Linked DNA regions of Homo sapiens: all the other regions are linked to region 2. The links are chromatin loops, found by intact Hi-C in ENCODE. Cell type or tissue: heart left ventricle. All regions are shown on one strand.

What was found. Hi-C counts contacts between places; a loop is a spot of excess contacts. Peaks named below come from ENCODE experiments on the same cell type or tissue, not always from the same donor. Only the 100,000 strongest peaks of a DNase experiment are listed, where the experiment ranks them.
Region 1: a loop joins it to region 2, with 4 times the contacts of the local background. A loop is called at or near these places in 30 of 110 quality-filtered maps.
Region 3: a loop joins it to region 2, with 2.1 times the contacts of the local background. A loop is called at or near these places in 21 of 110 quality-filtered maps.

The regions. Positions count from the first base shown.
Region 1 is chr1:8,030,251-8,032,750 of GRCh38, forward strand. The region is part of intron 2 of ERRFI1-DT (ERRFI1 divergent transcript); the gene reads left to right. Among named protein-coding and RNA genes, the nearest start is that of ERRFI1-DT, 5.0 kb to the left of the region's middle. In heart left ventricle, a CTCF peak has its summit at 1,125; no DNase peak of the experiment used is centred here.
Region 2 is chr1:8,215,979-8,218,478 of GRCh38, forward strand. No RefSeq gene overlaps it. Among named protein-coding and RNA genes, the nearest start is that of LINC01714, 8.6 kb to the left of the region's middle. RefSeq lists an enhancer at 887-1,388. In heart left ventricle, a CTCF peak has its summit at 1,464; DNase peaks (open chromatin) are centred at 1,303 and 1,513; H3K4me3 peaks cover 1,025 bases; H3K27ac peaks cover 908 bases.
Region 3 is chr1:8,039,452-8,041,951 of GRCh38, forward strand. The region is part of intron 2 of ERRFI1-DT (ERRFI1 divergent transcript); the gene reads left to right. Among named protein-coding and RNA genes, the nearest start is that of ERRFI1-DT, 14 kb to the left of the region's middle. RefSeq lists a silencer at 1,158-1,452. In heart left ventricle, no CTCF peak of the experiment used is centred here; a DNase peak (open chromatin) is centred at 1,380; H3K27ac peaks cover 444 bases.

The DNA.
Region 1 (2,500 bases), 190 kb before region 2:
CCTTTTTCTGTTTTTTTGTCTTTTTTGTTTTGTTTTGTTTTTTATTTGTTTTTTGAGACAGAGTTTTGCTCTTGTTGCCCAGGCTGGAGTGCAATGGCGTGATTTGGGCTCACCGCAACCTCCGCCTCCTAGATTCAAGCGATTCTCCTGCCTCAGCCTCCCGAGTAGCTGGGATTATAGGCATGCACCACCACGTCGGCTAATTTTGTGCTTTTAGTAGAGACGGGGTTTCTCTGTGTTGGTCAGACTGGTCTTGAACTCCCGGCCTCAAGTGATCTCCCTGTCTTGGCTTCCCAAAGTACTGAAATTATAGGCGTGAGCCACCATGCCCAGCCCATTTTTCCATTAGTTAATTAGGGGTACTGCTCTCCCTTCCTAGTTTTTCCCCAAAAAGGATACTTCGCCTGTGGAAGTCTGAGCAGGTTGGTTTTAATTTCCCAGTCTATTATTTTAAGTGTTAGGGCCAGGGCTTCACTGCTTTTTCTTAGTATGAGTTTTAGACAGGCTGTTCGCGTAGTTGTTTATTTTTAACTGAGCTACCTTTCATTTACCAAATGCTCTCTTAACATTAAATGCTATTGGTGGTTATTATGTTTCTAATTCTATCCCATCTTTAAAATGTGTAACTGTTGTAAATTTTTTAGTCTTGTGGATACATTAATTAATTAATTTTTATTTATTTGTTTATTTTGAGATGGAGTTTCGCTCTTGTTGCCCAGGCTGGAGTGCAATGGCGCAATCTCAGCTCACTGCAACCTCCACCTCCCAGGTTCAAGCGATTCACCTGCCTAAGCATCCCAAGTAGCTGGGATTACAGGCATCCACCACCATGCCCAGCTAATTTTTAGTATTTTCAGTAGAGACGGGGTTTCACCATGTTGGCCAGGTTGGTTTTGAACTCCTGACCTCAGGTGATGCACCTGCCTCGCCCTCCCAAAGTACTGGGATTACAGGTGTGAGCCACCGCGCCTGGCCAAGTCTTATGGATACATTAATTTAGATACATAATCTAGATGTTTACAAGACAATTTTTCAAATTTCTTTTAGACGCTAGCCTGACTTTATTTTCAAATTATTTAAACATTTAAGCATTTTCTCCTAAGTAAATGCTGTATTTCCTATTAGCTGGCCAGTAGGGTGTGCTCTAGTCCCTTGCCAAATTAATTAATTAATTAATTTAAAATGTTAATATAAACTCTTCATTGAGAGATTTCAGAAATATATTTCACTTCTTATTGACACTGGTCACATATGAGATATGTTTATATAGATGCAGGTATATGCAGATGCAGGGTATAAGGAAAGTAACACTGCTATATTAAAAAAAGAAAACTTTGAGATGCTTACTCCTTGGCTTAGTTCTAAAATAATTTGGTATTATTTTACCAAGTTGATGCTTTGGAGCAGGTATTTTCTTTTATTCTCGATAAAGAAGAACAAGAAAAGTGGTGTAGGAATGAAAGGCATACGCTCTGGACTCAGGGTTTCGGTTTGAACACCGGCTGTTCCACTTCGGGCAAATCACTTAACCTCTTGAGGCCTTGTAATATGGGGATAAGAGTGGTTCCTATTGGACAGATAATTGAGATAGTACATGTAAAAGAGCTTATAATATTGTCTAGCACAATCAGGGTTCAATAAATGTTAGATTTTTTATTATTATTATTTGAGACCAAGGCTTGCTGTGTTACCCCAGCTGGAGTGCAATGGCGTGATCTTGGCTCACTGCAGCCTCCGCATCCTGGGTTCAAGTGATTCTTGTGCCTCAGCCTCCTGAGTAGCTGGGACTACAGGCGTGTGCTACCATGCCTGGCTAATTTTTGTATTTTTAGTAGAGACAGGTTTTCGCCATGTTGGCCAGGCTGGTCTTGAACTCCTGGCCTCAAGTGATCTGCCCGCCTTGGCCTCCTAAAGTGTTGGGATGACAGGCGTGAGCAACCGCGCCTGGCCTGTTTTTATTATTGTTATTCTCGTTGTTGTGGTCACATATTCTTTGGGAGATTTTTGAACATCTGTGATTGCAAGATTGAAAAATTCTTGATTGCTTGATAGTATACATGATTTAATTAGTCCAGAAGGCTGTTTCCTTAAATCCCAGGGGGCATAAATGACTTATAAGATAAAATGTCTTAATTGACTCTGCAGTATTCTACTTAAGAGACTATAAAACCTTAAGACAAAGAAAGGGCTGTGTATTAGTTGATAGCACCAGCAATCCATAGGGGAGATATGCTAAGGGCACAGAGAATCTTCTTAGCATTCCTGAAGGCAAGCTCACAAGTAACCGTAAGTCTGTGAGCAGTTACTTCTAAGCCCATAGTCATAAACATCCATAGACATGTTTCCTTTAAAAAACACATTTAGCCTATACATAAATCTATTTAACATAAAGTCCTTGCAGAACCTTTTGATAGGAACAGCTTTACAATTTTCTCTGGAATGTATAAGGACAACAGATATACTCAATGACTTGATGCAGTAATGTTGTAAAAGCTGAATG
Region 2 (2,500 bases):
AGTCACTGGGGGTCCTTAAAAGTCTTTTTCTTTTGCTAACTGTGCCATGAATGTCCTTGTCCTCAGTAAAGACATGACCAAGTATTTAGAGATAGGAGACATGACCTCTGCAATTTACTTGCATAAATGGTTTAGAAAAAAATCCTTATCTATTTGGAGACAGTGATAAAGCCAGTGTGGCAAAATGCACCCCCGTGGAGAAACTAGGCCCAGGGTTTGTAGGAGTTCTTGGTCATATTCTTGCAATGTCTTTAAGTAAGTTTGAAATTATATAAACACAAAAATTCCTTTGCTTTAAAAAGAATACTTGGAGGATTTTGATGATGGTGGGTTAGCCAGCTTGGACAAAGCTTAGAGAGCAGTTTGACAGTGAAGGGAAGGAAAAGGAGGCAGTGATCCTTTTTTTTTTTCTTTCTTTCTTTCTTTCTTTTTTTTTTTTTTTTTTTTTTTGAGACTCCCAGGCTGGAGTGTAGTGGCTTTATCTCGGCTCACTGCAACCTCTGCCTCTCGGGTTCAAGCAACTCTCCTGTCTCAGCCTCCTGAGTAGCAGGGATCACAGGCGTGCACCACCACGCTTGGCTAATTTTTGTATTTTTGGTAGAGACGGGGTTTCACCACGTTGGCCAGGCTGGTCTGGAACGCATGACCTTGTGATCCGCTCGCCTTGGCTTCCCAAAGTGCTGGGATTATAGGCCTGAGCCACCGCGCCCAGCCTTTTCCTCTTTTTTTCTTTTTTCTTTTTATTTTTGAGACAGGGTCTTGCTCTGTCGCCTAGGCTGGAGTGCAGTGTCACAATCACAGCACGCTGCAGCCTCAACCTCCCGGGCTTAAGCAAGGACAGTCAGTGACTGATTCTAGCCCAGTTTCTCCATTAGATTCTTCTGCTTGTCAGTTGTACAGATTCCTGGGGCGCCCTCACCCCTACCCCAACACCACCACTCAGACCTTCGGAATCAGAGTCCGCAGGAATCTGAATTTTTATCCAGTGCCTTGGGTCATTCCTGTGACTCGTATGGGGAACAGGGAGGAGGAGAAGGTGCTCGTGCTCAGGCACACTTCAGGGCTGAAACAACTTTCCCAGAGATGAGGGCGAGGGGAGGGGACCGGAGAGCAGAGGGAGGCGAGGGAGCAGAAGGAGGAGCCCCCAGGTGGGAGGACGGGGGTCTGCCCAGCTCGGCCGGGGAGTGCAGTAGGGGGGCGTCCTCCCGACTAAGGGCAAAGGAGGTGACGGCGGGGACGCCCGCCCCGTGACGAGGAGGGCTCGGCCGAGCCGTCCCGGGGCGACAGGAAGCGGCCGCCCTTTGAAGGCCCAGCGGCGGCGCTGGGTCAGCCAGGCCAGCTTGTGGGGGAGCGGCCGCCCGCGCACGGCTGGGGCCGGGGCCAGGGCCGGAGGGCGCCGCAGGAAGGGGCCGGGGCCGGGGCGGCTTCTCTCCCCGCAGCCGGCGCCTCCACGCGGCGGTCAAGCTCGCGCGTGGGCTTTAGCAGTTTCGGGCGTGCACGTGCGCGGAGGCTCCTGCCTCTGCGGAGCTCGCGCCCTCAAGAGACTTCCAGGAGGGTTTGGAGCCCGGGTTTCTCTTTCCCCCAGCCCCGGAACCCGAGTCTGCTCCAAGTGCGCATCTGCGCGGCGGCCGACGGGGACGCAGCCCGGTGTCCCCGGCAGGACCCCGGAGCAACGTCTCCTGGAGCCTGTGCAGAAGCTGGGCTTGGCGAGGGAGGGGGTGCTTCCGGGGACACCCGCGCAGGGAAAAGGAGGATGCTAGTGACCCATCCTTTCTCGCCGTGCGCTTTAATTTCAACAAACCCTCCATTCCCCTTGTGTTCCCTTCTCCAGCTGCAAAATTAAAAGTATCCAGGGCCGGGAGCGATGGCTCCAGCCTGTAATCCCAGCACTTTGGGAAGCCGAGGCAGGAGGATCACTTGAGCCCAGTGGGTTGAGGCTGCAGTAAGCCATGATCATGCCATTGAACCCCAGCCTGGGTGACAGTGAGCCCCTGTCTCAAAATAAAATGGGAGACCTGGGGAAAGCGGATGTGGCTCAGGCCAGGGACTAGGGTGAGGCTGTGGGTGCAAAATTAAAGGAGGGGTGTCAAAAAAAAACTATTCAACATAAATAATATTTTAGTGCAGTGTTTTTAAAAATACAAATTAATGCAAACAAGTCATCATGAGCAAGAGATTTGTTTAAACCTAGATAAAGACAGGATCAGGTTATTTACTTTTTTACTTATTTATTTTTGAGACAGAGTCTCACTCTGTCGCCCAGGCTGGAGCACAGGAGTTGATAAATACCAGGCGCCCAACAAGCTCCGCTCCCGACTTCATGCAGGCCTTCCTGGGCCCCACAGGTAGCCTGGGGAGGACCGTGGCTGGTGGATGCTTTTCCATGATGGAGAGGCTTTTGCTTAGGAAATAGGTTTATCCTCAGAGTATGACTCGGACACCAGTTGCCTTGTCTTTGGAGGGAGAGGGAAGACCCACTCGGCTTGCCTCTGGGACTGGA
Region 3 (2,500 bases), 180 kb before region 2:
ATAACACAAACCTGCACATGTACCCCGAACCTAAAATAAAAGTTTTTTTAAAAAGTAGAATACAAAATTGAGTATGGAATATCTATCCTCATGTTATCAGTTAGGACTTTTTTTTAGTGACAGGAAACCCAACTCAAATTGGATAAATAAAAAAAGGAATTCAGTGGATCAGTACTGGAGAAGACTAGGATGTCGCTGCACACATTGCTTTGTTCACATGTTCAGATGACATCATGCAGGGCAAGACTTTCTCTAACTTTTGGCTTTATCCATGTTTGTGTTGACTTCATTTTGAGGTTCCTTGGTGGCATGATGGCTGCCAGCAAACCCTGGGATCATCTAATTAAAAATTTTAAAAACAACTTATTTAATAGTTTGAACAAAAACCCTGGGCCTGATTCTCACAAATCGAAACTGAAGGCCAGGGGAGTGCAATGTTCCAATTGGCCAAGCCTGAATGTGGGACCTCATTTGGAACCATGGGGGGAGAATCAAATCCATCTGAGGCTCAAGTGCAGAGGAGGACCAAGAGTAGAGGAGGACTAAGAGTAGAGGAGGTGATAGCTTCCCAGAGTAAGACTGAAGAATGGACTAGGAAAAAAAGGAAATGGATATTGTCAGCATACATCAAGTGTCCACAACAGCCATTTTCTTATGTACAGCATTTGACTCTGTTCACTTACAAATTTCTTAAAGTTTTCTGTTCTTTGACCTCGGTAACACTACACGTCACACCTTTTGATACCTCTCCTCAGTCCTGCTCGGTCATTTATTCTTCTCTTCCTTGTATGCTTAGATGTTGGCGTCTTCGAGGCTTTCTTTACTTATTCCTTAGTTTAGTCATCTCATTCTATTCCTGAGCTTTTATTATGATGTCTATGTAAATTACACCAAAATCTAATTGTAGTCCCATTTTCTCTCCTGGCCTGTAGTCCCTTTTTTTTTTTTCTCCTGGCCTTTAATCCCATATTTTTAATTTCTTACCAGTGCATCTCTCCTGGATATTTGTTGCAGACTGGCTTCTTGGCAAGCAGTCTTTGAGATGGAGATGAACATGGAGGACATTTATTAGAGTGTTGAAGGAAGGGTGAGGAAAAAGAATTGGGCAGAGGGAGAAGTTAAGTTGTGATCCATGTACGACATAGGCCTTAGCTAACTACATGCAAAGCTCTGGAACAGGATTGACCCTTTGGAGTTGTCCTAACTTGGGCAAGAGAGCTGGACCTTTTTTCCTCTAACTCTTATTGGTCAGTCATTGATATGGCTTGCCTTTGGAAGGAAGAGTAAGCTTGGAAAAGGCAGTTTTCTTCAGCTGAGTCACTCTCCAAACAGGGTTGACAGCTAAGGGCCATGTTCTGGCAGCATTCCCAGGAGCTTGAGGAATAAGGCTTTTCATAACTCATTGGGGATCTGGGTAGCTCATCATGGAAACTTCCTTTTGTTCTCTCTGTTGTTAGTTTATCCTTCCTCACTCCATTTTCCTAGTAGTTTTGTTGATGTTTCTACTTTGATATTTTGAGGCTATATTATTCAGAGCATACATGTTTAGAATTGTTAAATCTGTCTGATAAATCCAACATTTTGTTAATTTGTAGTAAGCCTCTATCTCTAGTAATAATTTTTGCATTAAAGTCTATTTTGTTTGATACTTCTTTTCTTTACTTTCTTTCTTTCTTTTTTTGTTTTGTCTTGTTTTGTTTTGGGACAAAGTCTCACTCTGTGGCTTAGGCTGGACTGCAGTGGCATGATCTTAGCTCACTGTAACCTATACCTCCTGGGTTTAAGCGATTCTTGTGTCTCAGCCATCTGAGTATCTGGGATTACAGGTGTGTGCCACCATGCCCAGCTAATTTTTTGTATTTTTAGTAGAGACAGAGTTTTGCCATGTTGGCCAGGCTGGTCTCAAACTCCTGGTCTTGAGTGATCTGCTTGCCTCAGCCTCCCAAAGTGATGGGATTATAGGCGTGAGAGACCACGCCTGGCCTGTTTGATATTTCTGGAGTCACAATGGCTTTCTTTTGGTTAGTACTTTGGTGTATTTTTTTCTAAAATTTTCTTTTTACTCTTTGGGTGTCCTTAAGTTTTTGGTCTGTTTTATAAACAGCGCAGAGCTGGATTAAAAAAATCTTTGTCTTCCATTGGTGAGTGTAGTTCACTTATAATTATTATGATTACTGATATATTTTACTGATAATTTCAATCATTTATACCATGCTATTTTGAACTGTCTATTTGTCTTGATTTTAAGGGTTTTTCTTTCTCATTTCTTGCATCTTTTCTTTACTCGTTGCATTTTTTTCTCATCTCATGCTCCCAATTTGGAAGTTATACCCTCTATTTCTCTTTTTTGGTGGTTACCTAGAAATTGTGAAATGCTTAACATAGCAAAGTCTAAAGCTAGTATCTTTACTCTCCTGAAAAATACAAGAAACACTTAAGAACATGTTAATTCACATCACTGCCTCCTAATTTTCATGTTCTTCCACCTCCCAATTTTCAT